Linked DNA regions of Homo sapiens: regions 1, 2, 3, 5 and 6 are each linked to region 4. The links are chromatin loops, found by intact Hi-C in ENCODE. Cell type or tissue: B cell. All regions are shown on one strand. Links, peaks and the distances in the headings refer to the core of each region. The heading gives the core; the rest is flanking DNA. Region 1 overlaps LINC00598 (long intergenic non-protein coding RNA 598). Region 2 overlaps LOC107984569 (a long non-coding RNA gene). Region 3 overlaps LINC00598 (long intergenic non-protein coding RNA 598). Region 4 overlaps LOC124903162. Region 5 has its middle 17 kb from the start of FOXO1. Region 6 overlaps FOXO1 (forkhead box O1).

Region 1 (5,274 bases), core at 423-4,422, 320 kb before region 4:
TGCTTTCTTCAGTTTCAGCTACCCATGGTCAACTGTGGTCTGAAAATATTAATAGGGAAATTCCAGAAATAAACAATAAGTTTTAAATCATGTGCTACTCTCAGTAGCATGATGAAATAAATATCTTGCTGTCTCACCCCATCCAGCCTGGGACCGAATCCTCCCTTTGTCTTGTGAATCCAAGCTGTAGGCACTACCTGCCTGTGAGACGCTTAGAGGCTGGCTCTGTTATCAGATAGCCTGGCAGTATCACAGTGCTTGTGTTCAAGTCACCCTTATTTTACTTAATAATGGCCCTGATCTGCCAAAGGGAAGCCGTAAGGTGATTCCTTTAAGTGAAAAGGTGAAAGTTCTTGACTTAATAAGGAAAGAAACAAATAGTATGCTGAGGTTGCTAAGATCTATGGTAAGAACCAATCTTCTATTTGTGAAACGATAAAGATGGAAAAAGAAATTCAAGCTAGTTTTCGTGTCTCCCCTTGAACTGCAAAAATTACAGCCACAGTGCACGATAACTTTTATTACAGTATATTGTTCTATTTTATTGATATTGTTGTTAATCTCTTACTGCATGTAATTAATAAACTAAACTTTATAGATATGTATGTACAGGAAAAACATAGTATCTATAGGGTGTGGTACTAGCTGCAGTTTTAGGTATCCACTGGAGTTCTTGGAATGTATCCCTCTGGAAATTGATTGTTCCACAGTTCTGGAGGCTGGAAGTCCAGGATGAAGGTGTCGGCAGGGTTCCTTCCTTCCTTTCTTCTTTCCTTCCTTCCTTCCTTACTTCTTCCCTCCCTCGCTCCCTTACTTCTTCCCTCCCTCCCTCCCTTCTTTCTCCCTTTTTCTTTCTTTCTTTTTCTTTCTTTCTTTCTTTCTTTCTCTTTCTTTCTTTCTTTCCTTTCTTTCTTCCTTTCTTTCTTTCTCTCTTTCTTTTCTTTCTTTCTCTCTCTTTTTCTTTCTCTCTTTCTCCTTTCTTTCTTTCTTTCTTTCTTTCTTTCTTTCTTTCTTTCTTTCTTTCTTTCTTTCTGTCTTCTTCTTCTTTCTCTTTCTTGACGGAGTCTCACTTCATCAAGTCACTCTGTCACTCAGTTGCCCAGGCTGGAGGGCAGTGGCATGATTTTGGCTCCCTGCAACCTCTTTCTCCTGGGTTCAACTGATTCTCCTGCCTCAGCCTCCCAAGTAGCTGGGATTACAGGTATGCACCACCACACCTGACTAATTTTTGTATTTTTAGTAGAGACGGGGTTCCACCATGTGGGCCAGGCTGCTCTTGAACTCCTGACCTCAAGTGCTTCACCCACCTCAGCCTCCCAAAGTGCTAGGATTACAGGCATGAGCCACCACACCCTGCCAGGGTTGGTTTCTTCTAAGGGCTGTGAGGAAGAATCGGTTCCATGCCTCTTTCCCAGCTCCTGGGGATTTGCTGCAATTTTTGGCATTTCTTGGCTTGTAGATCTCTGCCCTCATCTTCACAGGATGTTCTCCCTGTGTTTCCAAATTTCCCTTTTTTATAAGGACACTGGTCATATTGGACTAGGTCCTACCCTAATGATTTCCTCTGTAAAGATCTTATCTCCAAATAAGATCACATTCTGAGGTACTGGGAGATAGTACTCCATCCAGCATATGTTTTTGGCGGGGACACACTTCAACCCATAACGTCACCACTCATGAATGCCCTGGAATGTCTGTGTTACATGTGCTCACAAAAGTTTGTTTGGTTTTTCTCTTCTCTTCCATTATGTAGAATACCCTAAGGTATTTGAATTACCCACTGTTCCTCTTAGATCATTCCCTCCCAGCTGATGGAGGAACTTGGGAAAAGCTGCCAACCAACTCAATATTTTGCCTCCCTTAACTGGGAGATCACATTACTATGGGCAAAGTGCTCTTCATGCAAATCTCCATGGGTTTGAGGAAGAGGTCTGTGAATTCCAAATATTCAAGAGGGCACTGGGCAAGTGGCCCTACCTTTTTTCTTTCTTTCTTTCTTTCTTTCTTTCTTTCTTTCTTTCTTTCTTTCTTTCTTTCTTTCTTTCTTTCTTTCTCTTTTTTTTTTTTTCTGAGACGGAGTTTTGTTCTGTCACCCAGGCTGGAGTGCAGTGGCGTGATCTTGGCTCACTGCAACCTCAGTTTCTGGGTTCAAGTGATTCTCCTGCTTAAGCCTCCCCAGTAGCTGGGATTACAGGCACCCACCACCATGCCCGGCTAATTTTTTATTTTATTTTTAGTAGAGACGGGGTTTCACCATGATGGCCAGGCTGGTCTCAAACTCCTGACCTCAGGTGATCCACCAGCCTTGGCCTCCCAAGTGGCCCTGCCTTTTTAAAATAAAAATATAAATATAGGCTTTATTTCCTCTTTGGAACGCTCTAATCAAAACAAACTGGGCCACGCATGGTCACAATAACAGGTGGCTCGGGAGGTCCCTTGTGGCTTGCTGGCTGCAGACCTGGCCTCGTAGAGCCCGGGAGGGAGTGACATTGGCCCCTCATGCAGCGGGGCAGCCAAGCGTGCCTGCAGCTGGCCGAGGCCAGCTCTTGACTCACAGAATGACTAACAACGGGGAAGCGTAGACAATGGCGAGAACAATGTGGGAGAGTTGTTGCTGGAAGGAAGTGAGACTTGTCAGGGCTTCCCCCCAGCTGCTCACAAGGTAGTGCTTGGTGAAGCATGCCTTTCTCCTCAAAGTCTAAACAGGATCAGTGAAAACGTAACCAGCCCTCATGAGCCTGTAATCTGGGATTACAGGTGTGAGCCACTGCACATGGCCTGCCCCACAGCTTCTATGATGAGCCCCTCACCCCGTTTATACCACTTAAGTCTTCTCCTGGCCAGAGGTGATGCCCACACTGGGCCAGGCTGGGTCCAAGTGTGGAGTCAGGTCATCTTTCCCGGAGGGATTTACACAGAAGAGCAGGGGTCACACCCAGGGACACTGGGATGGGACGTCTGGCCCAGAAGTGGCTTCTGAACTCAATGCCCCGTGGTCTCTGTCACTTGAAGTTCTGCAACTCTAAATCTCTATTTTTATATATTTCATTGATTAAAGGCAAGAAACACTTAACTTTTGTTGAGTTTGAATAGAAGTAACTGCCCTTATATTTAACAGTGAGTAAATGTACAACGTTCCTTTTGAAATGAGGTCTTCTCCATCCCACTCGATTTCCCATATGGGAGTGTTGAAGGAATCTAGAATTCACTGTCTTCACAGTCCCCTTCACCTTGCTCAGAATCTATGTTGAAATTTTTAAAGTCCATTTTCTGTGCTGATTAAACTTTCACATGTTAGCCTTTGAGGCAGATATGGCATTTTGGTAATGTGGTATACAGATTACTGAATAATTACATAAGCTCTGGACAGCCACATTTCCTAACATGCATGTGCCTCTTCTCACGGGGCCCAGGACAATACTTCCAACTAAACAATTCCAAGAAGTTTTATTCAAATAACACTCTCTCTGAAGAATTTCTCCTGTTTAATGGGAGCTAGGGGATATAATTAACTTGAACACTTGATTTGGAATAAGACAGTAGAGATTTTAGAAATTGAGGGATTTGAAATATCAAACTCACTCCTAGGATTTAGACCCAGACAAGAAAAAGCTTAAAAATAAAAACAACATTACAATTATTAAATTTATAGTCCAAATTTAGATATGTGTAATGAATAGTCACTTTTTTTCTTCTTATCTGGAGGCTGAACAATCCCGAGCTGGGATTTTTTTTTTCTTTAATATGAAAGAAAAGAAAAATTAGTGTCTGGGAATGAAGGGTACTTATGACCTTTCTCCAGCCTCCTGGAGTGATGTTTGGGGACCTTTGCTGAAGTAAGTAGAGTTATTCATGTTGAAGACAGCTCGAGAATGAAGCACACAATTACACGGGGAGAAGAGATAAGAGAAAAGAGATCCATTTATTATTAGAGTCAACCTTTAGAGAGTTGTTGTGCTTTTTGAATGAACTTATCAGTGACAAAAAGTTAAAGTGTAGAAGCAGAAGGCATTTATTCAGATGGTATCTTTCACATCGTGAAATAATGTTATAAAACACAGAGGGCTTGGGCCTGGGAATTTCTGAGCCTGTGTCAAGGTTTAATTATTGGATTTTTATCAAAAATCTGCTTTTTTCCTGATGGTTTCAGGCTTCAACTAATGAGAGATTATTTAAACGTGCTCTCACTGAGGGTGCCAAAAGCAAAATTTTCAGCTGGTTCTAAAACCATCTTTGAACGTGAACATGGTCCTACGGCAGCTACTTGGTTTGAAGTCCCTCCTTTCCAAGTGACAGCATTCACACAGCATTTACTGTGGACAGTTCCCTCTGCTTGGGGTACATCTATGCAAATGTGTGAGACTCCCTGGGCTGTGCCACCTTCCATAAACAGTCCCTGCTCACCCTTCCCCTGCAAGCACATCATTGGAAGTCACCAGATAACCAGAGGCCGACAAAGAGACAAAAGGCCTACCCTGACTGCAGCACTAGGTCCCTTGCTTATCCTACTCCTTCAACCAGGAACAGCACAGCCCCTTTCTTGGCATATGTTTTTTACTTTCATGAAACTGGCCCTAAATGATACACCAGGCACCCACTTGGGTTCAACTTCATGGTTCTCAGTAGAAGTGGAAAATATGAGGGGCTGTGTTCACGTCAGTTAATTCTGTGATGGGTGCTGTGAACTGGGTTTGTCCTCAGGGAATCAGGAAAGTGGCCACCCAATTCAAGTATCTTTTAACAAGATATATAGGCCTTCCAAGATCTCTAAGACATTCTAAGATCTATAGCACATTCTAACATTTTAAAGCACAAGGTTCTAGAAATGTAAGAAAGGAACTGTCTGAGAATATATAGAGAAATACCATGGAATGACTTAATAGTTTACTAAGGCATATGTGCATGCATCAAAGGAGAACATAAAGTAAATGCTGATCTATCTAGAGTGTGGGTCTCATGTCCAGCCCAGGACTCCTCACTAGGGTGTTTATTGGTGATCCTGAAAGCTGTCTTGGACACAGTGGAGAATGAGTGTGTACCTGCACACACACACACACACACACACACACGATAGGTGGGGTGGTAGAGAAGGTGTCCCTTTTTGGCTTATCAGATGCACCTTTACTCCTCTGAGTCTCCCCTGATCCATGGACCCTTGTGCCTAATCACAGTTAAGCTCACTGTATTGGAGCTGGTATACTACACATTCCTGACCTGTGCCTGTAGTTATTCGGAATTCAGGCAGCGTTTTCCTGCCCTGACTCATCTTCATCG
Region 2 (5,274 bases), core at 419-4,418, 59 kb after region 4:
AACATGGAGTGTTTACCGTGTAGCAGACACCGCTCTGAGTACTCACATATATTGGCACATTTCTTTAAGGAGTTCAGCATAATTGTGATGGGTGTGCAAGATTGCCACTTGCTAGCAGAGTGACCCTGGGCAAGTTACTGAAGCACTTTGGCCTCAGTTTCATAATCTGTAATATGGGAGTAATAACTGAGATAATTTCATAGGGTTGTTGCACAGATCATCTGAGTTAATATCTATCATGCCTTTGGAACAGTGCTGCATACATGATTGCTCAGTAAGTACTGGCTTGTGTTTGTATTTATCCTAAGATCACCTCTCAAGTCATTGGGGGAAATCAAGATTTGAACTCAGACTGCCTGGCTCAAGACCCTGTGTCTCTAATCACTATTTATTTTGAATGAGTTACTAAATAAGTGAAGAAATAACCCAAAGTCATACGGTCAGATAGTGACAGAATCCAGATCTCCTGTCCCTCACCCCACAATTCTAACACTAGACCCCTACTGAGTTGCCACAAGTGCACAGATCCAGGTTGTCTGGGAGGGAGGCAGGAAGTTGCTGCTGTACACATGGGTCTCACACTCCTCCTTCCTCCTCAGATTACACCTCCTTCCCAGGCTGCGGAGGCTGGTGGTGCCAGTGCACGCAGGTAGAAGCCAACATCTTCTCCATGGGAGCAGATTAATGGTAAAGGACTGTACTCTTCAACTCATGCAGAGAAAAATGAATGGACTGAGCAGAACAATAATAATAAGTGACATTTGAAGAGCACTTTCCAGTTGACAAAGCCCTTTCACATCCATTGTCTCACTTGACCACTGGAGCAACCCTGTGATGTAGGTTATTATTTCCGGTTTTGAAGATGAGGCAACCTGAACACAAGGATGTCACGTGACTTGTCCACGTTTGCAGGGTGGGCAAACCCTGGAGCCCAGGCTTGCACTGGAATCCCCTGACTCCAGATCCCAAGTTCCTTCCTTAACAAAATATTTGACTCAGTACACTGAGAGAACTTTGCCCCTGGCCTCAGAAAAAGTAGCTCATGGTATCTCCCAGTGTAGAGTCTGATCTGCTTAGGAAAGTAAGTTTGAACCTTCCTGAAGGCAGAGGTATGGACGAGATGACCCAGACCTCATCTAAAGCCAGGCAGCTTTGTGATTCCCTTCCAGGATTTTATGAAAGAAATAAAATTATTCACTTGGAATGTTTGCTACCAGAAATGTCAGAGAAGCTGTAAAGGGCCATTTATTTGGGACCTTCTAACCATGTGTTATGGTAGAAAATTTGAGAGAAGGAACAGGCCATTAGGAAAATTATTTTATTCACTTCAACTATTATTGTCTTGTTCTGATAATATTCTATTTGAAAACTTGCATTCATAGCACTCTTTCACATAAAATCGTGTTCTCTGGGTCCTTCCCACCTCATCATGCTTCTTTCTCTCACATGTATAGAGATTGTTTTTCATTTTGAACCCAGTTGCTTCCTCTTTGATGCTGTAGAAAATCACCCTTCTGGGCGTGTGGCATAATGACTTCCATGGCAATGGGCTGAAGTTACAGACAAGCCATTACGTGAGCACGACAGGCTGAGCAGAGAGACCAGAGCCAGTTCTTTTAAAACTGCTGTCCTTGATAATAGCAGGACAGAGGTAGAAAATTACTGGCATTATAAATTGCTTTTTCGATAAAGGTTTTGACTCTGTCTTTTAAAAAGCTGTGCCACACGGGGAAAATCTCTCTGCATTTTTAATTGTAGATAATTTTGTGTAAGAAAAACCTCCCCATGAAAATGGTCTAATGAAATGTGCTTCGTTTGACTTTGGCAAAGCTCCATGTCATTCTAAACGAGTGCATAAAAACAGACACAAACAATATTTGCTATTACCTAAAAGTGTAAGAGATAATTTACATCAAAAGCAAAAGAGGAGATTGAGAATTGGAGAGTGGTCCCTAAAGCAGAGCTCCCACTTCTACACGCACGCATAAAAGAGCAGGAATAAAGGAAGTGTGGTGTACTGCCACCCAGCGGTGAGTCAGGGAAGACTGAGGACTACCATGACCCCTCAGTGTCCAGAGCCCAACCTAGGTAGACAAAAACCAGGGCAAAAAGAAACAAGGCCCCAGTCCTGCTAAAGGAGAAGACATGTTCTAAAGTTTATGCTTTACTCAAAGAATGCCATCTCAGAATCTTGTTAATGCTTATCTTAGGCATAATTCTAACATGCATAACTTTCAAACCCATCAGGAGATCGAAACCATCCTGGCCAACATGGTGAAAACCGGTCTCTACTAAAAATACAAAAATTAGCTGGGCATGGTGGCGCGTGCCTGTAGTCCCAGCTACCCAGGAGGCTGAGGCAGGAGAATCGCTTGAATCCGGGAGGCGGAGGCTGTAGTGAGCCAAGATCACACCACTGCAGTCCAGCCTGGGCAACAGAGTGAGACTCCATCTAAAAAAAAAAAAAAAAAAAAAAAAAAAGAAGAAGCAAGTAAATAGAATGGAAAGAGGAAAGGAAGGCCTATTGCATGTAGGCTTCTCTGTGTAAGCAGTACGGTGCATCCCGTAGAGGACAATGGTGGACTCCTTAGAGTCAAGTGTCTCTGTGCCTTTTACTAGCTGGGGAACTTGCTCAAGTCATATCACCTCATTGTACTTCATTTTCCTCATCTGAAAAATTAGCATGATAATTGTACTACCTACCTCATAGAACTGTTTTTGAGGATTAAAGAAGAAATTCGTAGAAATAGGGCAGTTCCTGATACTTAGTATGCATTCAGTGTCAGCCATGAGCATTTTAGAAATATAGAAGCTCAAATCCATTAAGGACTAAATCCTGGTTGTTATTTAAATTATTCATTTGTTCATTCAATTCACATTTATTAAGCACATATTATGAGCCAGGTAATGAATAGCCGCTGTGTAAATAAATATCAATAAGCGACTGCCCTTCCCATCTAGGAACTCAGACATGCAAGCAAAATTTACATCAATGGTGGGAAGTGCTGGAGGAGCATTTACGTGGGAACACAGACCCTATCCCTGGAGAGGTCAGGATGGCTTCCTAGGGGTGACGTTCAAGGGGGTGCATGGGAGGTGAGGAGGGGGAGTGCATTCCAGAGGAGGATGCAACATGTTTAAACAAAGGCTCAGATGGAGGGAGAGCTGGTGATTTTGCTCCTCAGGGTGTAAGGGGTTCTGAGAGGGGAGTTGAGGCTGAAGAGGCAGGCGGGGCCAGTGCTGGAAGGCCCTTGCCTGTGCAGCTAAATCCTTAGGTTTGCTCCACGGTGTTCAAACTTCTTCAGCATTACATATATTTTTCCCCAACAAAATCTCATGGAAAACTCCAGCATATGAAAAAAAAATAAAAGCAGCATTTTGTTAACAGACATTTAGTTTGTAAGTTCAAATTTATGACGGTTACAGAATGAATCAATAAGATCAATAAAGAAGTATTAATTAATACAACATTTTGGGCATATGTGTGACAAACCCAACTTCCATTTTATATATATGTATATATTTATATATATTTCTAATTATATACTATTGAGAATATTCTGATTCACTCTGAGAACTAGTTGCAAAAAGTAGTTTTTAAAAGAAAAAAAAAAAACTCAGTTTGCAATCTCTAAATGCCCTTAACTGTTCTGGAAGTTTAAAAGGGCAATAGTAAGACATTTTTACTTTAAATTTGAATTATCATCTATCAACGTCTTACATTTCTTATCATAAATAGAAAAGTCAGATGAGAAGCACCATAATCTTAAAACCATAACACATCATTATCGACGTGTGGCCTGGTTCCTGCCCACTTGTCATAGTCTGGCTGTTAGCTAGGATGAGACTGTGTACTGAGATATTACACCCAAGCCTTACCTGGCCTATGAGTGAGGAAAGCGTCTTAGTCTGTTTATGCTGCTGTGACAAAATACCTAAGACTGGGTAATTTTCACAGTTTTGGAGCCTTGGAAGTCCAATAAAGGTGCCAGTGGGCTCAGTGTCTGGTGAGGGCTCGGTCACTGCTTCTAAGATGGTGCCTTGTTACTGCGTCCTCTGGAGGGAAAAAATACTGTGTCCTCACATGGTGGAAGGTGAAAGGGTTAAAAACAAACAAACAAACAAACAAACAAACAACAAAAAAACCCTAGCTAGTTCCCTTCAGCACTTTTGTAAGATTGCTAATCTCATTCATGAGGTCTCTATACTCATGACTTAATCACCTCCGAAAAGCCCTACCTTTGAATATCATAACATTGGGGTTGAAGTTCCAACATGAGAGTTTTGGAGAAGACACAAACATTGAAAGCACAGCAGAAGGCCGTGCATGTGAGCTCTGGGGGCCAGAGAGTGCTTTACACTGAGCAGCCAGCATGAGGCAGGTTGGCAGGTTTCTCAACAAATGGCAGCAGATTTTTTTAAAAGGTTTATTATTGTTGTTATTATTACTATAGGTTCAAGTGAAAAAGTCAGTAGGTAGTTGGACATAAAATCATATGTGAGCTTTGATGGCTGACATCACATTTTATTCATTTCCCTGTGTCCATTGCCCAGCTCGGGGCCTGTTACCTGGCAGGTTCTCCATCAATGTTCGTTGAATGAACTGAAGTTTAGGAGAGAGTGTTGACCTCAGGAGCTGGAGCTGAGCATTTCCAGAGTGTGATGTTTAATATTGAGTGTCAACTTCATTGGATTGAAGGATGCAAAGTATTGATCCTGGGTGTGTCTGTGAGGGTGTTGCCAAAGGAGATTAACATTGGAGTCAGTGGGCTGGGAGAGGCAGACCCACCCTCAATCTGGGTGGGCACCATCTAAGCGGCTGCCAAAGTGGCTAGAATAAAGCAGGCAGGGGAAGATGGAATAGTAGACTTGCTGAGTCTTCCAGTCTTCTTCCTTCCTTCCTTCCCTCCTTCCCTCCCTCCCTCCCTCTGTCCCTTCTTTCTTTCTTTCTCTCTCTCTCTTTCTTCTTTCTTTCTTTCCTCTCTCTCTCTCTCTCTCTTTCTTTCTCTCTCTCTCTCTCTTTCTCTCTTTCTTTCTCCTTTCTTTCAACGGAGTTTTGCTCTTGTTGCCCAGGCTGAAGTGCAGGCTGAAGGTTTGATCTTGGCTCACTGCAACCTCTGCCTCCTGGGTTCAAGTGATTCTGCCTCGGCCTCCTGTGTAGCTGGGATTACAGGCACGCGCCACCATGCCCAGCTGATTTTTGTGTGTGTGTGTGTGTGTGTATTTTTAGTAGAGACAGGGTTTCACTATGTTGGCCAGGCTGGTCTCGAATTC
Region 3 (5,274 bases), core at 794-4,793, 310 kb before region 4:
GCTGTCAGAGGTCATCAGGCTGTCCCTTTTGTGCCGCTGTGTGCGTCCAGCGAGTCTCACTCCAAGCTCATCTTTGGTTTCTGCTCTCTTGTCTTCACGGGGTCTCTGCAGTCCCTCACCGCCTTTCATAAAGGCTCTGTGGAGTTCTCTCAGCCCCAGCTACCTCTTTCACACCTGTATGCCAGGTGGGCACAGGCCTTATGGATTGAGGAGACTTTTTGCCAAAGTTGACTTCATGGTATACACGTTAAAGAAATGTTGGTAAGTATTATGTACAAAAAAGTTTTCTGTGTTCCAGTATATTTGGAGAAAACTAGGTTACACAGTTATAAGGATTCTTTACTGTGGGTCTTTCCAGAATTTTGAATATATCAATTTGCTTTGTGACTTTCTAAAAGGGAAATAGAATATGCATTGCTTCCCAAACTAACTAGGCAACTGAATTTTTCTTTCATAGAACACCTTGGTACCCATGTTCCCTGGAACACTCTTTGGGAAATGCTGACCTTGGGGGTCTTCTTATTTATCCTGAATTCTATTCTAACTTGCTTCTGTGTAGGATTTTTCTTTCTTTCAAGAAAATCAGGAATTCATTCAAGAGCAATTTTGACTGGATGGGGGTGCTAAATGAAAACTTCACTCTTTAAGGGAATCTATCCATCGCCCTACTATAGTCAATCTACCTATTATACTAAAGGAAATAGGTCAACAACCAAGCAAAATTAATCTGCTCTTTACTTTTAGAAAAGGCTGGGGGCCTCTCCTTATGGTACAATTCCACTACAGGGCCTGGTCGTTTATTCATTGATGCAGCAAACAGTTTCTGACTTTCTGCAATATGCAGGAAAAGAATACACATCTTGGCTTTCTCAGAAACAGCAGGGTCTCCTTGACAGTAGGACCACGTTGTGGTCCCAATACTGCATACATTGCCCTGTATATATGGTGCTGAATACACATGTGTGGAATCGAAACAAGCACTTAACATATGCAGGCTCTATGCTAAGTTCTGGTTCACCTCCTTCTGATTTCCTGCAGGTCAAGAAGAAAGCTAAACTAAGGGTGAGGAGAGGAAGGACTGCTAACAGAGGAGAAGAGACATTTTCTTGAACCATATCTAGCAAACCAGAAAAAGAAAGTCAATGTTTTCCTGCTTCAGGCAACTCACTTTTATCTGCTCAAAGTGTATTTGAGAATGCAAACAGCTAGTGCAGTTAATTTTTCAGAGTGCTCAGAGCTTCAGTTTCCAAATACTGCTGTATGTACCTGGATAGTTTGAACAGAGCTGGTGAACAGGTCACAGTGGCTCAGGGATGGAGGGGATGCAGTTTGCTCTTTCTTGGTCACTGCCCAGCTCATGCCTGGAGAAACGTGCTTAGGCCATTGCCACTGTCATCATTTGAACTTTTTCCCTCTCTTGCTGCTGAAGAGGGTATCAAGGGAGAAGTCATCATTGGCGAAATGGGTGTGGGCAGATGTAGATAACATCTCAGCTATTTATGCTCTAAGGATGGCCAAGGGTTACTTGGTTAGTTGTGTACTTTGCTGCCAGTAACATTAAAGAACCAGAGTTTACCTTGTCCACAGAGCAAGCTTTTGGTTTTGTGGGTTCAGGGATGCACATCTCTTCTGTTGAAACAACAAGGTCTATCTAAGCTGCAAGGTGATTTTCAGGGTCAGCCTCAGCTTCTTATTGATGGTACAATGCTGAGGGGAGCCTGACCCTTTCATAGCTTTAGTAGTTGGTTTTTTTTGTTTGTTTGTTTTTGAGACAGAGTCTCACTCTGTTGCCCAGGCTGGAGTGCAGTGGCATGATCTCAGCTCACCACAACCTCCTTTCCCAAGGTTCAAGCAATTCTCTTGCCTTAGCCTCCTGAGTAGCTGGGATTACAGGCACCTGCCATTGCGCCCGGCTAATTTTTGTATTTTTAGTAGAGATGGGGTTTCACCATGTTGGCCAGGCTGGTCTCGAACTCCTGACTTTGTGATCCACCCACCTTGGCCTCCCAAAGTGCTGGGATTACAGGCATGAGCCACCATGCCTAGCCTTTAGTAGTTGTTGTAAGGACTCCATCTTTAGTAGTTGTTGACTTTTAGAGGTTGACTATATTGCTACATGTCAAAACATATCCACTAATACAGTGGTCCCCAACCATTTTGGCACCAGGGACTGGTTTCATGGAAGACAATTTTTTCCATGAACCGAGGGGAGGGTGAGGGGGATGGTTTCAGGATGAAACTGTTTCACCTCAGATCATCAGGCATTAGATTCTCATAAGGAGCATGGAAGCTAGCTCCCTCACATGCACAGTTCACAATAGGGTTCATACTTCTATGAGAATCTAATACTGCTGCTGATCTGACAGGAGGCAGAGCTCAGGCGGTAATGCTCGCTCATCTGCCGCTCACTTCCTGCTGTGCGGCCTGGTTCCTAACAAACCACAGACCAGTACCCATCTGTGGCCTGAGGGTTGGGGCCTCCTGCACTAATAGAAAGACTGTATCTCCTTTTGAATATTAATTTGTATCTTCTTTTGAATATTTAAAACACTTACTGATCATAGGGCCTGGCTTAAGAATGTTTTCAAATCTTAATTTTAGTTAATATACACAACTCCATATATTTTCATTTAAAACACAAATAATTTATGCCACAGCTTTTGTTGAGATGTGTGTTCTTTAGTCAAATTCAATCAAACACTGAATTCTTTTTTTTTTTTTTTTTTTGAGATGCAGTCTCAGTCTGTCACCCAGGCTGGAGTGCAATGGCACAATCTCGGCTCACTGCAACCTCCACCTCCCAGGTTCAACTGATTCTCCTGCCTCAGTCTCCCAAGTAGCTGGGACTGCAGGCGTGTGCCACCATGCCCGGCTAATTTTTGTCAAATACTGAATTCTTTAGCTCCTGTGACAACGATTGATTTGCTTTTCACCAAACCATGTTCCTCTTTTTCTCAGGCACATGGATGAAGTACGTTTCTCAAAAGGTAGAGCCCATGAGATTGACTTCCAGACAAAGGGATGTGGGCAGAAATGATGTGTGTGGTTTCCATGAAGGAACAATCTGCAAATGGCCCACCATGCCCTTCCCCTCCCACCTTCTTGATGAAGATGGGTACGACCACCATGAAAGCCCTGATTTGACACGGCAGAGCCACAGGGTGGAAAAAGGAGCCTGGGTCCCAAATCACTACTTAAGAGGCTTCCTATTAGGAATATTCATTTCAGACTTCATGTGTACAAGAAACAAACTTCTATCCTGTTTGAGCTGTTATATAGTTTTGGGCTTTTTGTTATAGTAGTTCATGCTACCTTAACTGCCATAGTCCCTGAGAATCTTAAGAAAACCGTCAGGCAGCACAACATGGTGGAAAGGTCATGCACTTTGGAGCACAACAGAATCGGGTTGGAGCCATGGCTTTGGTATTTATTGCTGAGTGACCTCTGACACGTTACTTAACTATTCTGAATCTCAGCTGGGACAGTGTCAGTGCAGATGACCAGAAAGTCCTGAGCTACCTGGTTTATAGTAGCTCGTGTGAGATTATTCCCTTCTTAAAAAAATCTCATTCTGTGGGGAAGCTGGTATGAACAGGATAGGAAGGGAGTAAGACATTTCATTCCCTCATCCCATCATGGCCAGTGGTCCAATAACTAGCTTAGGTTCTGGTTTGCTAAGAGGCCCGGATAAGATGAGAGTGAAAGTCATTCTTATATTAGAGTAGCTAAATCTGGTCTCATAGCAATGACTCTTACAGTTAAATGTGCCAAGAGTCATATTTATAATTACCATTGAATGAAAGCATCACTTGGTCCTACCCTGGAAAAAGAGGTGAAACATATTTCAGAAGAGAAAGGGAGTGGGGGCTTCACCAGCCACAGTTTGCATCTGAACAGATCTGCTTGCAGCTGGAGAGCTGTGATCTGAATATTACTGACTTAGACCAAAGGAAGCAACATTTCTGGCTGCAGACACAACCTTACCCTCCCTGGGGATGTCTGTTAAAGAGCCATTTTTGGCTTCTTCATTTACTGACATTCAAGGGTGGGTGGTTATGCTGGGCTAGCAAGTGTGAAATTCTTTCTCTTTTCAAGTCCTTGGGCATTTTTTTCTTTGGGGAGTTTCTTGCACTGTGATGTCTCCAAAGGACTCAATTAAGTGGCCCATTTTGGGAAGGGAGAACTGAGGAGTGGGGAATTCACTTTCTCTGTTGAGAAGAATTCAACTAGCTCTGAGCACAGACACTTAAGATTTTAGACCGTAACTTGAGTAGATGTTGACTTACAGAGACTAGTTTAAATTGCTGAATGTCATAAAAAATATCTACCAGTAAAAAGATGGCAAATTGATTTGTTTTTTTTTTTTTTTGAATTTTTAACTTATTTTCTGCTCGTAGGGCCTGTCTTGATACTAAACTAGACTCAGAGAGAGATACCTTCCTGGTTTCAGGACTGGATTTTCCAGACAACTGTTTTAAATGCTGACTTTTCTGAAACAGGCACAAGTGGAAAACAGAGTCCTTTTTACTTTGGTTTTCACGTGCCTCTTACTTTGTAAGAATAGAGCTGAAATAGAGTTCATCCAGTATACTTGTGTCAGCTTTTAACAATGAGTAGAGAAGAATTGAAATTTAAATTAATATTTTAATGATGTTAAAGAAAAATGAATACACTTTTATTTCACAAAATCTATCTATTGGGATAATGTGAATGTGTTTTTGTATTATTTGGTATAGTCCATCTGGAATTTTCCAGGAAACTCAGGTTATCTAGGTCAATGGTAAAACTGCACAGCTTGGTAGAATGCTGCTGGAGAAGATTTTGTCTTCTTCTTTTTGTGTGTGAAATAATTGTTTATTCAAGAAAAGGGATGGATTCAATGCTGCTTTTTCCTTCCAGCTTTTTTGGGTCTCCAGATACAGGGGCAAAACTGATGTTTAGCAGTTCACAAATCTAGGACTACGAGGTGTAAGTGATATGGGACTTCTGATCAATGAGATAGCTTATTAGCACCCAAAGACCCAAGGAGTGGACATTGGTGTTGCCTTTGGTGTGCTAGTGATGCTGTTTGTCGTGGAAAGGTGTGTGAGCTTGCGGAGCATGTACCAGGTCAGCCTTAAGTGAAAGAGAATGGGCCTAGGTGGCCAAGGATCCTTATGCTCTGTTCATTCCTATCCTAGAGTTTTCTGTCCTCCCCAAGATCAAGAGAATATGACAGTGACCCTTTTTCTTACCCAGTTTCTGCATGTGTGTGCATTCAGTTGTGTGCACACA
Region 4 (5,274 bases), core at 727-4,726:
CGCCCTAGCATCAAAGAGTATTGTTGGTAAAAACATTACATATGACAATGATAGGGGATGGCCAACCTAGCCACTACTTCTTGAAGCCAAATGAGTGTGAAAGCCTAAGAGTAGAGAATTCGCCTCCTATGGGGAAAGGAGCTTAACAAAGGGGTTAGGAGTGCAGGTTTGGAACCAAATTCTGACTCCACTACAGTTTCATCACCTGTAAATTAGGGGTAATATCACTACTATATAAGATTATTGTAAGGATTGAGTGTGCTGCTGTGTGCTAGTGTTTAGCACAGTGCCTGGCACAGAGTATGTGCTCATTAAAAGCTATTTTTTATTGCCCATTTCTTTCTCCTACTTCTCTTTATTTCATTCACTCATTATCATCCTCTTTACTGTCATTTGCTTGAGAACATGCAGGGTCATCTCATAACAACTGTAAATTTACATCACTTGTGAGGAGGCATAACCACAGGATTCCATATCTACAGAATCAGGGTAATCTGACTTTAGGAAGGAATGATGAGCTCCCCTTAGCTTCCTTAATATTTGAGAGCTGAGGCCAGTGTGGTTATGCTTGTTCTCCAAATGTTATTCACCCATCAATTCAATTCTCCATATTTTTTTCTATCATTTGTTAAGCTCCAACCATGCTTCGAATTTAAAGCCAAGGCAGTTCTACCAGTGAAGACTGGATCATCTGCTGAGCTGGAGAGAGCTGGTGGCTCTTTCAGGGCCAGGTCACAGAAGCACAGGTCAGAAATTGAGGCAGGAGAATAGGGCCTGGAGGCAGGGAACCTAAAGCTGATTCACTCTGACTTTCTAGAACTAAATCAAAAGGAAAACCCTAACTATCCACACCCAAGTAACAAAAGGACCAGAGGCTACTCCCTTTGCAACGCTCCCCTTTTCTGTGTGGCAGAAATTGAAAGTACCTCTGATTGGTCCCCTCCCACAACCAATCAGGCTGGTCGCAGGCCAAGTCTTCATTTACATAGGAGTATAACTTTGTAACTTCATTTCAGCTTCTGATTGGTTGCTTCCTGCAACTAATCAGATGCTTGATAGGGCGTAACGTTGTAACTTTGCTTCAGCCTCTGATTGGTCCTCTCCTGCAACCAATCAAACTGGTAGTGGGCCACTACTTCATTTACATAGGGTATATACCAAGTAACCAATGGGAAACCACTAGAAGGTATTTAATCCCCTGAAAATTCTGTGACTGTGATCTCAGCTGCTTGCTCGGCCCGCTCCCACCCTGTGGAGTGTACTTTCGTTTTCAATAAATCTCTGCTTTTGTTGTTTCATTCTTTTTTTGCTTTGTTTGAGCATTTTGTCCAATTCTTTGTTCAGGATGCCAATAACCTGGGCACCCTCCACTGGCAACAAAATGACCAAAATAATTTACAGCTGGGCTTGGGGATGGACCATCTAAAGAGCACATGGCACCAGAGGGCCAGGTGGTGAAATAAGAAACAGGATTGTTGTTAGTGTGAGTCACAAAGGTAGAGCTGTGGTCAGAACCAGAAGGCATAGCCATGGCCTTGCATCCCCATAGGCCAGAGGAGGTTTGCCCTTATCTGTTTGCCCTCTTGTCAGAGGTCCAAATGGGGCAGCAAGTACAGGTAGGGATATGGTGAGGGTGGATGTCACAGCTCAAGACCTCAGTCATGGAGGCTAAGGCAACAGGCACCTCAGTGTTGCAATCTAAGCTCTTAGACACAGGCCAGTGCAGAATCTGGGATAGGTGAGTGGTTCACTCTGCTCCCCACCACACACTGGGGAATGGTTGTGCCCTGTGTCGGGGGCATCACACCTCTAACCTCCAGGCAGGCCCAAGCCAGCAGATGCAGGTGGTTGCTTCTTTTCCAGGCAAACACTGTCATTCAGAGACTGGGGCTTACAGCAGAGGACCCTAAAGGAAATCATACTAGCTTTCAAATGCCCTAATTTATTATCGACCTGCCTAAGAAATGAGAGGTAAATGTAAACCAATACAAGGTTCAAGTTGAAAATCTTTTGATTTCTAAACTACAAGAGTTACTGACCCATTAATCAACTCTGTTGATCAGCAAAGGCTCTTTGACCCCAGGAACCAATCACCACAGCTGCAGGTAATCTCTGTGTGGCCAAACATCCATCCTCTTATCTTCTGCTAAATCTTTTGGTGGTGTGCACCTGTGCAATGAGGTAAACTACATTCTTTGCAATTTGTCCAGCTTAAACCAGTTCTTGCTGTAGGTGAATGTTGATTAAAAATCTACCTTGCATGAATTGTTAATGGTGTGCTATTGGGGAGAGTGGAAAATACTCTGAAACGCATCTCTGTGAAGAGATGAATTAAGTAAGCAGCATAATGAAAAGAGCATTGAGTTAGGATTCAGAGACCTTAATTCCAGTCTTGGCTCTATTAACTAGACTATAATCTGGATTGGCCTCAGTGTTATTGACTGTTAAATAGGGATCGTACTTTCACTGTCACAATGATCTGATGAGATAATGCAGGTAGAAGGATTTTGGAAACCAAAAAGTACTTAATTCTTTCATTCAAAAGTATTTGCTAATAGCAGCATGTTTGCTAACTAAACGTAGCAGGCCAGGAGAGGGCAAACAAAGAGGATGAACAGAGCTGGCATCATCTGGGACTCCATGCCAACTAGAGGATGAAGCTGGGCCTCAACTTTTATGAGAGAAGGAAGCATAGTGGGGAGGCCTAGAGAGAGGAGCAGGGTCTGGAGCCTGGGAGATAAACTGAGGCGGGAAGGAAGAGGCAGCTGCCTCAGGTTCAACAGGCAAAGATTATATCCAGGAAGCCAGACTGCAGGGACCAGAAACTACAGCCAGGAGCCTGAAAACAGAAGATGAGAGGTTCAGGAAGGGGGACCTGGGAAGAAATGGCCAGTAACCCCAGCTGCTATTCTGCATCAACAATCAGCAGTCTGAATGGAGAACAAGCACTTTCAAAGTTTCTTCCCCTTTCCAGACCAGTTGAACAAATGGCCACAAAAGCAAGCTCTAAGAAGCATGAAATGAAATAGTAGTTCTCAAACTTGAGTGCACATCAGGAACTCCTGAAGGGCTTCTGAAGACACAGGTGGCTGGGCCCCACCTCCAAGGTGTCTGATTCTGGAGGTCTGAGGTGGAGCCCTCCTCTGGAGTATTTGCATGTCTAATAAGTCCCCAGGTGCTGCTCATCTGTAGGGCCTGGGGAAGACACTTAGAGAACCCAACAAATTGCATCAGTGACTGTGAATTCCTAACCCAGGAGAGAAAAGGTAAGCAGAGGGAGCATGTGAGGAGCACCCTGGCTCCCTTCCTTCAACCTGCCTTCTGCAGCTCTTCTCACCTGGTTCCAGTGCAGGCTCAGACCCACCCAAGGAAGGGTCCCAGGCCAAGAGCCCTGGTATGGATTGCACTGCTGCTGCCTTCTCCATCTCACCTTGATTTGGGGCATGGGCAGATTAACTCTTCACCAGAACACCTGGTGCCCTTTCTGCTTTGCCTCGAAAGACACAGGTTTAGAACTTCCACTTACGGACACAAAGTTTGGGGGTATTTTTTTTTGTTTGGAATATTGCAAGTGGGAAGATCGTGGGCTGTGCCATGTTAAATCTCTTCTCTGATGCTTTGTCTGCCTGCCTTCTAGAGTTCCATGTTCTCGCTTTCTATGATTCTTCTGCAGTAATGGTGCAACTTAAACTGGGGGATGTTGGGGTCAGTTTAATATCCATTCTGGCAAACTTTGCATAGTTTTAGCAGTGTGAGAGATCATGCATGTAACTTCTTCCTTCCCCACCCCTCACTTCCTGTCCCCACCCTAAGAATACACCCAGAGGCTTACATTCTTCATTCATTATTTTCTAAATGCTTTGGTGGTGAAGAGAAAAAGACTAAGTAGAATAAAAGAAGTGAACTGCTACTGAGGCCCAGAGGAGGGAGTGGGGATGGGCATGACTGGGACATAGAAGTTTCTCTAAACTGGTATTTCCAAACTTTGGCTACTCATTAGACTCACCTGGGAGCTTTTTATAACCACTGATGCTGAGGACATGGAATTCTGATTTAGTTGATCTGGGGCCGGGGCCTTTGCATTGGAAAATTTGAATCTCCCTGGGGGATTCTAATGTGCAGCCAAGCCTGAGGGATTCTGTTTGCAACCAATTTTATTAACAACACCTGGCTGCTGAGCACAGCTGCATTTTTGTTCAACTCCCTTTTAACAACCACAAGCCACCTATAGAGTAAAAGTCCATGCTGCAAACCTCTAAATTTAGACAGGTAAGAACCGAAACCTCCTCTAGATATCTTGAGACTAAGTGGGATGGCTCATGCCTCTAATCCTAGCACCGCAGGAGGCCAAGGTGGGCAGATCGCTTGAGCTCAGGAGTTTGAGACCAGCCTGGGCAGTATGGCGACGTCCCATCTCTACAAAAAATACAAAAATTAGCCAAGCGTGATGGCATGTGTCTGTGGTCCCAGCTACTTGGGGGGCTGAGGCAGGAGAATTGCTTGAACCTGGGAGGTCAAAGCTGCAGTGAGCGGTGATAGCACTACTGCACTACTCCAGTCTGGGTGACAAAGTGAGACACTGTCTCAAAAAAAAAAAAAAAAAAAAAAAAAAAAAAAAAAAAAAGGACTAAATGGGAAAGATTTTAAAAAATGCAAGTTCAGAGAGAGCAGCAACAAAATCCCAGGCTGGGGAAAAAAAGAGACTGAGACCAATTCAGGGACATGAGCCAAAGAAGGTGTCAGAGCCAAGAAAGCAAACTTCCAGGATCAGGGATGAATAAAGCTTGATTCTAAAGCCAGTTGTGTATGTCCCGTGTTCTGGGCCAGTCCTGGGTGGGTGAGACTCAATTCACCTGGGGTGTTCACAGCCAGGATATAAAATATGGGAAGCTAGAAGGGTCTTCAAAGGAAGGAGATAAAAAGTAAAGAGTGCGGAGAAAATAATTTGTTTTCTATGATATTCCATAACCAGTTCCACTGTGTTTTATTCACCAAATCAAATATTTTTGATGTTTTATAGATACAGCCTGAGACTATGGGACTCCAAGCACAAACATTCTCTTAGAGCAGTAATTCTCAGACTGTAATAGCGCAAATGAATTCCCTGGGGATCCTGTTGAAAAACAGGTTGATTCTAATTCCATAGACCTGGGGTGGGGCCTGAAGGGCTTGAGATTCTGCATCTCTCACAGTCCCCGCAAGTGATGCTGGTCTGAGTAGCAAAGACACAGAGGACAGAGATGGTGTCTATTTACAGTGCATCGAAGGACACCT
Region 5 (5,274 bases), core at 372-4,371, 560 kb before region 4:
TCATAATAGCTATTCATCAGTCACCTTCTATTGTTATTCTAATTGTTCATGGAAATTCAAAGCATAATATTTCTTTAAAGATTGATCCATTCCCAGTGCCTACTTCTTTCCTTTATCTCAAGTGAAACAAAGATTCTAGTTTTAGACTAATAAGAAAAATGCGCCAGGTGCGGTGGCTCACATCTGTAAGCCCAGCACTTTGGGAGACTGAGGCAGGTGGATCATGAGGTCAAGAGATCGAGACCATCCTGGCCAACATGGTGAAACCCTGTCTCTACTAAAAATACAAAAATTAGGTCTGGGCGCGGTGGCTCACGTCTGTAATCCCAGCATTTTGGGAGGCCAAGGCGGGCGGATCACGAGATCAGGAGATCGAGACCATCCTGGCTACATGGTGAAACCCCGTCTCCACTAAAAAAAAAAAAACACACACACACAAAAAATTAGCTGGGTGTGGTGGCAGGCGCTTGTAGTCCCAGCTACTCGGGAGGCTGAGGCAGGAGAATGGCTTGAACCATTGCAAATGGCAGGGTTTGCAGTGAGCCGAGATCGCGACACTGCACTCCAGCCTGGGCAACAGAGTGAGACTCCGTCTCAAAAAAAAAAAAAAAAAAAAAAATTAGCCAGTCGTGGTGGCGCGTGCCTGTAGTCCCAGCTACTCGCGTGCCTGAGGCAGAAGAATTGCTTGAACCCAGGAGGAAAAAAAAAAAAAAGATAGCTTTAGGCCAGGCATGGTGGCTCAAGCTTATAATCCCAGCACTTTGGGAGGCCGAGGCAGGTGGATCATGAGGTCAGGAGTTCGAGACCAGCCTGGCCAACATGGTGAAACCCGGTCTCTACTAAAAATACAAAAATTAGCTGGGCATGGTGGCAGGAGCCTGTAATCCCAGCTACTCGGGAGGCTGAGGCAGGAGAATCATTTGAACTTGGGAGGCAGAGGTTGCAGTGAGCCGAGATCACACCATTGCACTCCATTCTGGGCAACAGGGCGGGATTCTGTCAAAGAAAAGAAAAGAAAAGACAGAAAGAAAGGAAGGAAGGGAGGGAAAGAAGCAAGCAAGCAAGCAAGCAAGCAAGCAAGCAAGCAAGCAAGCTTCAACCAGCCCAGGAAGTTTTAAAAAAATTAGCCCGGCATGGTGCAACACACCTGTAGTCCCAGCTACTTGGGAGGCGGAGGTGGGAGGGTCACTTGAGACCGGGAGGTCAAGGTAGCAGTTAGCCTGATTTTGCCACTGCACTCCAGCCTGGGCGACAGAGCGAGACTCCGTCTCAAAAAAAAAAAAAAAAAAAAAAAAATTAATTAATTAATTAATTAATTAAAAGAAAGATGCTTCAGAGAGAGTGAGAATATCTAAGAGAAATTCTCTCTTAATAAGTATCTTTAGAAAGTTTCCCCAAATTATGCAACTGATAAACTTTTTTTCCCCCAGCAAAGCTCAATATTAGAACAAAAGATGCAGACAAGTCAGATACCTAATGTTAAAAGATGCCTGTATAATGAACAATAATGAAAATAGTGGCCAGGCACAGTGGCTCACTCCTGTAATCCTGGCACCTTGGGAGGCAGAGGCAGGCAGATCACTTGAGACCGGGAGTTCGAGACCAGCCTGGCCAACATGGTGAAACCCCATCTCTACTAAAAATATTAAAATAAATAAAAATTTTAAAAAACAAAGCAAATGGCTGGGTGCAGTGGCTCATGCCTGTAATCCCAGGACTTTGGAAGGCCAAAGTGGGTGGATCACCTAAGGCCAAGAGTTCGAGACCAGCCTGACCAATATGGTGAAACCCCGTCTCTACTAAAAATACAAAAATTAAAATTAGCTGGGTGTGATGGCAGGCGCCTATAGTCCCAGCTACTTGGGAGGCTGAGACAGGAGAATTGCTTGATCACGGGAGGTAAAGGTTGCAGTGAGCCAAGATCACGCCACTGTTCTCCAGCCTGGGCAAGAGAGAGACCCCGTCTCAAAAAAAAAAAAAAAAAAAAGGTAAAGTATTTATGTTACCTTAAGATATTATAAAAATGAAACTGCAGGGCACGGTGGCTCACGCCTGTAATCCCAGCACTTTGGGAGGCCGAGGCGGGAGGACTGCCTGAGCTCAGGAGTTCGAGACCAGCCTGGGCAACACGGTGAAACCCCATCTCTACTAAAGTACAAAAAATTAGTCAGGCGTAGCAGTGTGCGCCTGTAATCCCAGCTACTCAGGAGGCTGAGGCAAGACAATTGCTTGAACCTGGGAGGTGGAGGTTGCAGTGAGACGAGATCACGCCACTGCACTCCAGCCTGGGCGACAGAGCGAGACTGCATCTCAAAAAAAAAAAAAAGAAAGAAAAAGAAAAAAATTTTGGCTGGGCGAAGTGGCTCACCTCTGTAATCCCACCACTTTGGGAGGCCAAGGCAGGTGGATTACGAGGTCAGAAGTTCAAGACCAGCCCGGCCAACATGGTGAAACCCCATCTCTACTAAAAATACAAAAATTAGCTGGGTGTGGTGGCACGTGCCTGTGATCCCAGGTACTTGGGAGGCTGAGGCAGAATTGCTTGAACCTGGGAGGTAGAGGTTGCGGTGAGCCAAGGTCATGCCACTGCACTCCAGCCTGGGCTACAGAGCGAGACTCCATCTCAAAAAAATAAAAATAAAAATAAGACAAATGTTAAAGGCACATAAAAGGCTCTTTTTTTTTTTGACTTTTCTGAATTTTATTACCTTTTCTCTAAAAGTTAACTTTTTTGCAAATGGCTATTAATGTCATATACCAGTAGAGGGCGATAAAACATTACTTTTTAGTATTATCTTAAAACTACTTTTACCAGAGTGGAAAAAGAATTTTTGGATAACTTTTCTTTTGCCCCTTCACAAAAGAAAACGATCGAAGACACTAGCAAGATGGAGAAACATAGTTCAATGGGAAGATCAAAAGTAACAGACAGATTACCATGACCTAAATTTGCAGAAGGGAGAATCATCATCTGTGTAAAAACTATAGTGACAGCTCTGTTTAGATTGGTTTATGTCTCAGGGAGACCGCCTTTTGTGCTAGCTCTCTGACACTGCATAACAACTGTGGGCAATTACGTATGGAAATCCTTCAAGCTGAAACAAATTGCAAAACTTAAGTGCACTTAGTCTGTTGTACCTTTTGTGGATCTAGAATACGTAACTTTAAAAATCTAGATTGTAATAGCTTCTAGATAGATGACAGTTTGGGCGTGAACCATTTAGCCATCCACTTGTGGTATGGCAGGAGTATATGGTGAGGAGTGGCCAGCTAACATTCTCAGGGGTCGGGGTGCCATGTTTACGTGGGCAGGCTTGATTCCTGGAAGCCGAGCTCATTTACCAGAAGAGCAGCCAATACCATGAATAAATCTGGTCCTGAAAAAGTAAATGCTCTGTTTCTTGGATTATTTATTTATATCAGATGGAGGGGGACAAGAAAGCTTATGCCTTTCCCTGTGGCCATGCAGCGCATGTGAGAATGTGCACTATGGCCGGCGCGGTGGCTCACGCCTGTAATCCCAGCACTTTGGGAGGCCGAGGCAGGTGGATCACCTGAGGTCAGGGGTTTGAGACCAGCCTGGCCAACATGGTGAAACCACATCTCTACTAAAAATACAAAAAAAAAATTAGCCAGGCATGGTTGGGGGCGGGTGCCTGTAATCCCAGCTACTTGGGAGACTGAGGCAGGAGAATTGCTTGAACTCGGGAGATGGAGGTTGCAGTGAGCCCAGATCATGCCATTACACTCCAGCCTGGGCGACAAAAGTGAAACTCTGTCTCAAAAAAATGTAAAAAAAAAAAAAAAAGAGAGAGAGATAGAATGTGCACTGTATTTAGCCTAGCCTGTGGCATTTTGTTTTGCAAATTTTAGTAGTATGGAAGTAAACTATCAGCATAAGAAAAAAGAAAATTCCTATGGCTCTGAATATGTTAGGATTTCTATCAAACACAGGGCCCAGCCCAGCCAGTTCCCAGTGGGGTAGGCTCGGCCCTTGGTCCCTACCAACACATTGACTGCTCTCCCCACAAGGTGATTTCACTGCACTGGACACAAGATGAGATGGTTTAGATGCTGGCACTGGAGCAGCTGCAGTAATGTGAGCTGAAAGGAATGCAGTTGTATGTCGAGAGTGCCAATTTCCAAAGCAGGTTCTTGAAAGGCTGTTTCTCTTCGTATGGTGAGGGACCTGTGCTGTTATCAAGACTAGGAAGGAAGGAGATTCATTAAATGTCATCATCAGCCTGAACAGGTGGTTGGCAAAGGAACGGAAAGCACGGAGATGAAGTTTTAGAGATCGGGGTGATTGCTGGCAACTAACATTATCAACTGTGATTCCAAGAGGCCCCAACTGTGGGAGGCCTGGAGGAAGCCACAGAGGTTATCTGGAGGGCCAGAGCTTACAATCTGGTTGGACTGGATCCAGCTGAATCCATCTGAGGCCAGCTCCAGGAAAGGCAGGTCTGGTATCAAGATGTACAGCAGACCATGGTGGGTGGGGAGCTCAAATTGTACTTACGGGCAACTGGGTGTGGGGAGGAGGGTTGTATGGCTCTGCAAGCATAGACCAGATCCTATGGCTATCCCCACATGAGATAGCGGGAGGATATCCTATGGGAGTTAGCCATAGGATCTGGTCTAAGCTTAACTTGAATTTCAATAGGCTGCCTTTTCTTTTCAATGAGCCCTCCTCACGAATACTTTGCATCCAAAAACTTTCTCCTTCTAATGTTCTAAGGGCTGCCAGCTGCCTCGGGCAGGCTCTCCAGAAGCCTAGGGAAGAGATACAGGGGTCAGGGAAGCATGAGTTGGGACCTCTTTTTTCTCCTATTCTTACCTGTGTTCAGCCTGGTTTACTGAAAGCAAGAGGTAATGAGCCTTTGTGGATGGGTGTGGCTGAATCATTGTGCGTTACCGATACAAGATGATCTGGAAGAAGCCCCTGATGGAACCTAAGGCCCTGGTGGAGTTTCTTTGAATATCATCAGAGGGAACTTGAGACCCGAGATACAGAGGGGACTGCAAACAGGCCTGCAGTGCCTGGGGCTGATTCCACAGGCAAGCACCTGTATCATTATCTCAGGCGACCCCCACAGCAGGAAGATATTATTATGCCAAGTACTCAGATAATGAAACTGCCTGGAGGAATAAGGAGTAGAGCCTGAATTTGAATTTACCACTTTGTCCTGCTGAGTGGTTGGTGAGGGAGGGGTAATAAGCATTAGAGCTATTAACTAAGGAAGCAGCATGGATTACTGGTTAGAAGCAAAGCCG
Region 6 (5,274 bases), core at 426-4,425, 460 kb before region 4:
TTCCTCCAAGAGGCAGGAGAGGAGAATTGGAGATATTCAGAACATGTTTGGGAGGAATGTAGTAATCAGGGCACCCTTCTGGTTTAAGTTGTCTTTTCTGCTTCGCTGCTATTCAGAAAGTGAAAAGCTTTGTTCTGGAACTTTGAGATATAGATGGGTCTTTTGCTTTTAATAATTTAAGGTAACTCCTTCAAAGATATTGCAGGTCTAGTTCACAAAACAAATTGTACAGTGAGCTGAGAGCAACTTTCTCTGTCCTGAGTTTTGATGAAGTTGTTTTTTTTAAATCATGATCAGGATACAGGTCCTCAATTAGTTTGTCTGGAATTTAGTAAGCGGAGTGCTGGAGATTGGAGATCAGAGTAGCATGAAGATTGAATAAGATGGGGATTGCACATTCTGGTTTACCCAGTTTGGAAGAGTAATGCATAGGTAATATACAGGTTGTGTTGATGGGTGAGGATACAGATGTCACAGTTTGTGAGAATTCAAGTGTAGTGATTTATTTCATTTAATCTACTGGCAGAGCTCTAATTTACTTATGGAGCTGTAGAAACAAAAAATTTCTAATAGGGCTGAGTGCGGTGGCTCACGTCTGTAATCTCAGCACTTTGGGAGGTCAAGGCGGGTGGATCACTTGAGGCCCGGAACTCGAGACCAGCCTGACCAACATCATGAGACCCTGTCTCTACTAAGAATGCAAAAATTAGCCTGGCGTGGTGGCACACAGCTGTAAAAATATCTCAGCTACTCAGGAGGCTGAGGTATGAGAATTGCTTGGACCTGGGAGGTGGAGGTTGCAGTGAGCCAAGATCGAGCCACCTCACTCTAGCCTGGGCGATAGAGTGAGACTCTGTCTCAAAAAATATATATATTTTTAGTAGTTTTTGCTATAGTTTTATGAAAGTAACAAGACTAGTAAAATTATAAAACAATTGGCCTTTATGGTCTAAAGCGTTCTTATTTATAGCCACCCAGAATGTATCATCTGCTAGTCTCCACTCTGCTGTCTGTCCTTTCCATCATCCCTCTTGGGCGCCCTACCTGGCTGGCCTGCCCAGTAAGTATGGCACCAGGTTTCCTGTTCTGGGCCTCTGGCTGCTTTGTACTTCTCCATTCCTGGAGGTCTCTGGACCTTCAGCTGCTCAAAATTCAATTGCACCAACTTTGACTGAAGTGCACTGCTGATGATCCTTCTCTTTGTGAGCCTTGCCTCTTCCCTATGAGCTACTTTCTGCCTAGACCTCCTCATGGTGCCGTGTCCAGAACGTGGGAGCCACCCGGCTAGGAAACTCAACACTGCTGCCCTCCTAGCAGTAGCAGCAAGCTACAGCTTGCCCCCTTTCAAGGTGTTTGACCCTGTTGGATTTCTCATTGCTCCCCTTCTTGCTTTGTATTTTTTTTGGCAGGAAGAGTCTCTTTTATTTCTGAGCTGATTTGCAGATCAGAAACGATGGACCTCTGTTGAACTCTGAAGCAGTCCTCCCTCTCCACTTGGGACTGCTAGTCCTCTTGCCTTTGGTATAAAGGGGTCCTCCATCTGTCCCCAGGCCCCATCCTCCGAGAGGCCTTCCAGAACCTGAGCATTGTGTTTTTCTTTTTCAATACTTTAGTACCTTAGAAACCAGAAAGTGATAAATGAGGAGAGTAGGTATGAAGTAGAAGAGGATTTTGATGGCCAGCTCGTAAAGTGTAGCGTTAAGTGAAACATTGTGATGTGAACAATTTGGTATTTTTGAAAGTCCTAATGCTACTTGTACCAGGTGAAATGTTTAAATCTCTCTCAAGCCCCTAGCATTTTGATATTCTTAAAAAAGAAAAAAAAAGCCACACAGAAGGCATTAGTCCAGCGTGGTATGTTATTGAAACTGGAACGATATTGCAGCATATCTCCACATCTCCCGTTGACGGCAAAGCTGAGCCAGTGAAACAGGTGTGAGCCTTTGAGACTGCTGGGATAACCCATGCTGTGGAGATGGAAAACTAAACTTTTGAGTGAGTTTTCTGGTTTATTGGGATTCATCCTTGGTATATCAGCAGTTGTGGTTTCAAGGTTCCATATTTTAGTTCTTGTTCCACTTGATGGAACACTTGACATCTATCCTCTTCTGTAACTCCGCAAGAGGGGCATTTGGTTAATGGTCATTTTGGAAAGAAAGCTATTTTGGGGACAGTAATTGCCTGGAGTCTTTATGTAAGAAGAGACCGAAGAGTCTTAGCAAGGAGAAGGTTTCTGTTTGCGGCATTTGGCCCATAGTATAGTACACATTCCTGTTGTGTTGTTTTGTTTGCATCATTGGGCTTAGATGTTATTAGATATTACTAGTCTAATCCAATTCCTTGTTCTTGGAGAATAGGTTTCTTGTTTATCTGAATGGCTTTTCTTTGCGTCACTATGCCAGAATAGTCATTCTTGGACAGAAATGATGGTTTTAAAATCTCTCTTACATTTTAAGACCTGCTCTAGGGGTTGTAAAATAGTACTGCTGTTATTGGGAGGAGTTGGGTAGGGGCCACAGCAGCAGGGAGAGAGAGGCTCCCATCGTACAAACTTGCAGACTTTTATTAAAACGTATTTATTGATTGCAAATTATGTCAACAGAGTGAGGCTTTGGTAACTCTTCAAGTTACTAGTGTTTCCTTCTTTGCATAGTTGTTTCCCATCACCCTTTAAACATCTGCTGCTTCTGGTCTTGTCCAGTCATGCTTGAGTGATCAGCCCCAGAAGTCTGACAGCTCTTCCTGTCTTGACTCAGGACAGTCCAGGACAGCTGAGCTCCCTGCACTGAAACAATGGGACTCCTGAAAACTGCTCTGCTGTTGACATGAGAAGCACATTTCCTCTTTCTTAACTTCCAGAAAGTTACTGTGGTGGCTTTGAAATTTGTTCTGAAACAATAAGCTCAAAGGATTCTGTTAATCTATTCTGATTAATTTAGGAGGCAGCAGCATTCATTATTTGACTTATGTTAGTGGTTAATTAACCAAAGTAGAACATGTTCACTTTTTATAAATTAAATGCTGATAGAGTAACAAAGACGAAATATTTTACAACACAGATCCTTGAATTTGACTCTGAAATATTCTGTTATTTTGCAGCAGTTTCCGGTTTTAGTGACACTTACATACTGTTTCTATTATTAGCAAGTTTTGAATTTAAGTAACTTGAAATGGATATGAAAGTTGTTTCTATAAATAATACAGACTGTACTCATGTGAGAGTTTTTTTTCTTTAATTTCATTGTTGGCCTTGATTGGGGAGAAGATTTATATTTTATGCCAGTCTTTTCTTGTTTAGAATTGGCAAGAATTGGATTGAGTTGTATTAAACTGTTTATGTGAATAGATAGTTACTTTTGAGATGTCTTTGAATGTAGAATATTCTTGCAGCCATTTCTTGATGGTCTGCCTTGACTGTCTTATGGACAGTTGGCATCAGTGACACTTTCATTTATTTACTTATTTATTTTTTTTTAGACAGAGTCTCGCTCTGTCGCCCAGGCTGGAATGCAGTCGTTCGATCTCAGGCTCACTGCAACCTCTGCCTGCTGGATTCAAGTGATTCTTGTGCCTCAGCCTCCAAAGTAGCCGGGATTACAGGCATGCACCACTATGCCTGGCTAATTTTTGCATTTTTAATAGAGATGGGGTTTTACCATGTTGGCCAGGCTGGTCTTGAACTCCTGACTTCCAGCAATCTGCCCACCTCGGCCTCCCAAAGTGCTGGGATTACAGGAGTGAGTCATCACTCCTGGTCAATCAGTGACACTTTTAAATCACTTGTGTCCTTGACTCTTTTTATGTTGTCTTTATGAGGGACAGGCCCTTTATTCTACCAAGGAGACCTCCATAGTTGCTCATTCTGAATTCTTTCAGGAAGATTTGGTTGAGGGTTGTTCATTAGGCTGGGGCCTCTGCCGGGGTGGGTTGAGATTAGATGGATAACAGGAAAATAATCATAGTGCTTCCCAGCCCCTGTAAGTGAGGGGTCTTCTTAGGATAACTTTTTGGCTTGGAGTAAATGTCCCCCCCAAAATCTTAAACTCAGTTTAAGGGTGAAAACTTAAATATAATTTGTTCCTGGACTTTGGGATTCTGTGAACATTTGTTTGCTTCTGTTAGTGATGGTTATGGAGGGTTTAACCGCCCACATTTTCACTACCTTTTTAGCCCAATAAATGGAAAAAGAAAAGGTAGGCAGGGAATTTTGTTCCACTTAAAACATCAGTTGGCCTGTTCGGATTCAGGTGACTCAAGGTTTGGTAATGAAGCTAGAGAAGTCTTGTGCAGATACACTCAAACTTCCTGACTGTGCAGTTCAGGGAATTGTAAGTAGAGCCTGAGCAAGGAACACCTTGATTGTTGGAGAGGAAAGGTGGAAGATGAGCACTCCCTAATCCTCCTCTACTCAGTTTCTTTAGGGTTAAATGGGCATTTATTTAAATGTAGGATTCTGCTTGCCTGAACTCCCAAGGTTCTGTTAATTGAATTGAATCCTTTCTATCCTGGGCTTCCTCCCGCACCATAGCAGATGTGAGGATATGGAGCATAATGCAGTAGTGCTCTGTACTCTGTGTTATGCAATTTGAAAAGTGCCGTTCTAGCCCGAAAATGTTAGTGCATTGACTCTCTTTCACATGAAAGGCCTTAAAGTTTACCCCTGGAAGTCAACCTAGGGTGGCACAGAGGCAGAGACCCATTACCACCATCAACCCTCTGGCCCTTTTAAAAGGTGGGGAGAGGCTACTGTGAACACTGAAGACAGCACTTTAGTTGGATGGACTTCATAATTAATGTCTCATTAAGTGAAGACTTCCGTTTCATTTGGCTTTCCAGACCATTCGGTAGAAATGCAGAGGAATGGAGGGAGAACAGTGCATCTCAGTTGGCAGGCAGGAAGAGCAGATGTGGAAGAAGCAACAAAGATTTTCTCCAAGCACTTGAGCCGTGCTTTAGGTATAGATGGACTGTCTTTGGGGCCATCCTAGTAATCAACATGGTTAATGGCAGCTTCTCTCTCTGTCCTTGAGTCTTTTAGCAAAAATAAGTTTTTATTTGACTCCTCAAGCAAGGGTACCCAGCCTTGGAGAGGAGATGAAATTAAGATAAATCTTTATTTTTTCTTATTTGTATTTGAAGGGGAAGTTTAAAACTAGTCATGTAAATAGCTGTTTGGCTTATCTGGACTTTCCAGTCATTTTTGTTTTCCTTCCTTTCACGGATAATCAATCTTTCACTATCTGTTCGTATTTGCTTCTTATTGTGGTCTCCTGC

The links. A loop is a pair of places that touch in the nucleus more often than their neighbours do. Peaks named below come from ENCODE experiments on the same cell type or tissue, not always from the same donor. Only the 100,000 strongest peaks of a DNase experiment are listed, where the experiment ranks them.
Region 1: it touches region 4 in a loop (9-fold over the local background); 3 of 110 quality-filtered maps call a loop at or near these places.
Region 2: it touches region 4 in a loop (8-fold over the local background); 4 of 110 quality-filtered maps call a loop at or near these places.
Region 3: a loop joins it to region 4, with 2.5 times the contacts of the local background. A loop is called at or near these places in 3 of 110 quality-filtered maps.
Region 5: a loop joins it to region 4, with 3 times the contacts of the local background. A loop is called at or near these places in 3 of 110 quality-filtered maps.
Region 6: a loop joins it to region 4, with 2.3 times the contacts of the local background. A loop is called at or near these places in 2 of 110 quality-filtered maps.

Annotation. Positions count from the first base shown.
Region 1 is chr13:40,443,000-40,448,273 of GRCh38, reverse strand. The region is part of intron 6 of LINC00598 (long intergenic non-protein coding RNA 598); the gene reads left to right. Among named protein-coding and RNA genes, the nearest start is that of LINC00598, 35 kb to the left of the region's middle. RefSeq lists enhancers at 2,009-2,614, 2,424-2,723. In B cell, for the core only: CTCF peaks have their summits at 759 and 1,065; DNase peaks (open chromatin) are centred at 1,803 and 2,553; H3K4me3 peaks cover 816 bases; H3K27ac peaks cover 2,460 bases.
Region 2 is chr13:40,066,132-40,071,405 of GRCh38, reverse strand. LOC107984569 (a long non-coding RNA gene) reads left to right here. Exons shown (of 3, transcript XR_001749970.1): 3 at 600-721. Among named protein-coding and RNA genes, the nearest start is that of LINC00332, 110 kb to the left of the region's middle. In B cell, for the core only: CTCF peaks have their summits at 1,804 and 2,008 (motif pointing left); a DNase peak (open chromatin) is centred at 2,015.
Region 3 is chr13:40,430,929-40,436,202 of GRCh38, reverse strand. All of the region lies in intron 6 of LINC00598 (long intergenic non-protein coding RNA 598), which reads left to right. Among named protein-coding and RNA genes, the nearest start is that of LINC00598, 47 kb to the left of the region's middle. In B cell, for the core only: no CTCF peak of the experiment used is centred there; DNase peaks (open chromatin) are centred at 999, 2,432, 2,978, 4,002 and 1 weaker place; H3K4me3 peaks cover 1,932 bases; H3K27ac peaks cover 4,000 bases.
Region 4 is chr13:40,125,453-40,130,726 of GRCh38, reverse strand. All of the region lies in intron 1 of LOC124903162, which reads left to right. Among named protein-coding and RNA genes, the nearest start is that of LINC00332, 54 kb to the left of the region's middle. In B cell, for the core only: no CTCF peak of the experiment used is centred there; DNase peaks (open chromatin) are centred at 3,066, 3,636 and 4,176; H3K4me3 peaks cover 1,923 bases; H3K27ac peaks cover 1,974 bases.
Region 5 is chr13:40,680,662-40,685,935 of GRCh38, reverse strand. No RefSeq gene overlaps it. Among named protein-coding and RNA genes, the nearest start is that of FOXO1, 17 kb to the right of the region's middle. RefSeq lists enhancers at 3,733-4,497, 4,498-5,262, 5,263-5,274. In B cell, for the core only: CTCF peaks have their summits at 2,565 and 2,767 (motif pointing right); a DNase peak (open chromatin) is centred at 2,875.
Region 6 is chr13:40,587,306-40,592,579 of GRCh38, reverse strand. The region is part of intron 1 of FOXO1 (forkhead box O1); the gene reads left to right. Among named protein-coding and RNA genes, the nearest start is that of FOXO1, 77 kb to the left of the region's middle. RefSeq lists enhancers at 2,562-2,801, 2,812-2,871. In B cell, for the core only: no CTCF peak of the experiment used is centred there; a DNase peak (open chromatin) is centred at 2,759; H3K4me3 peaks cover 1,667 bases; H3K27ac peaks cover 4,000 bases.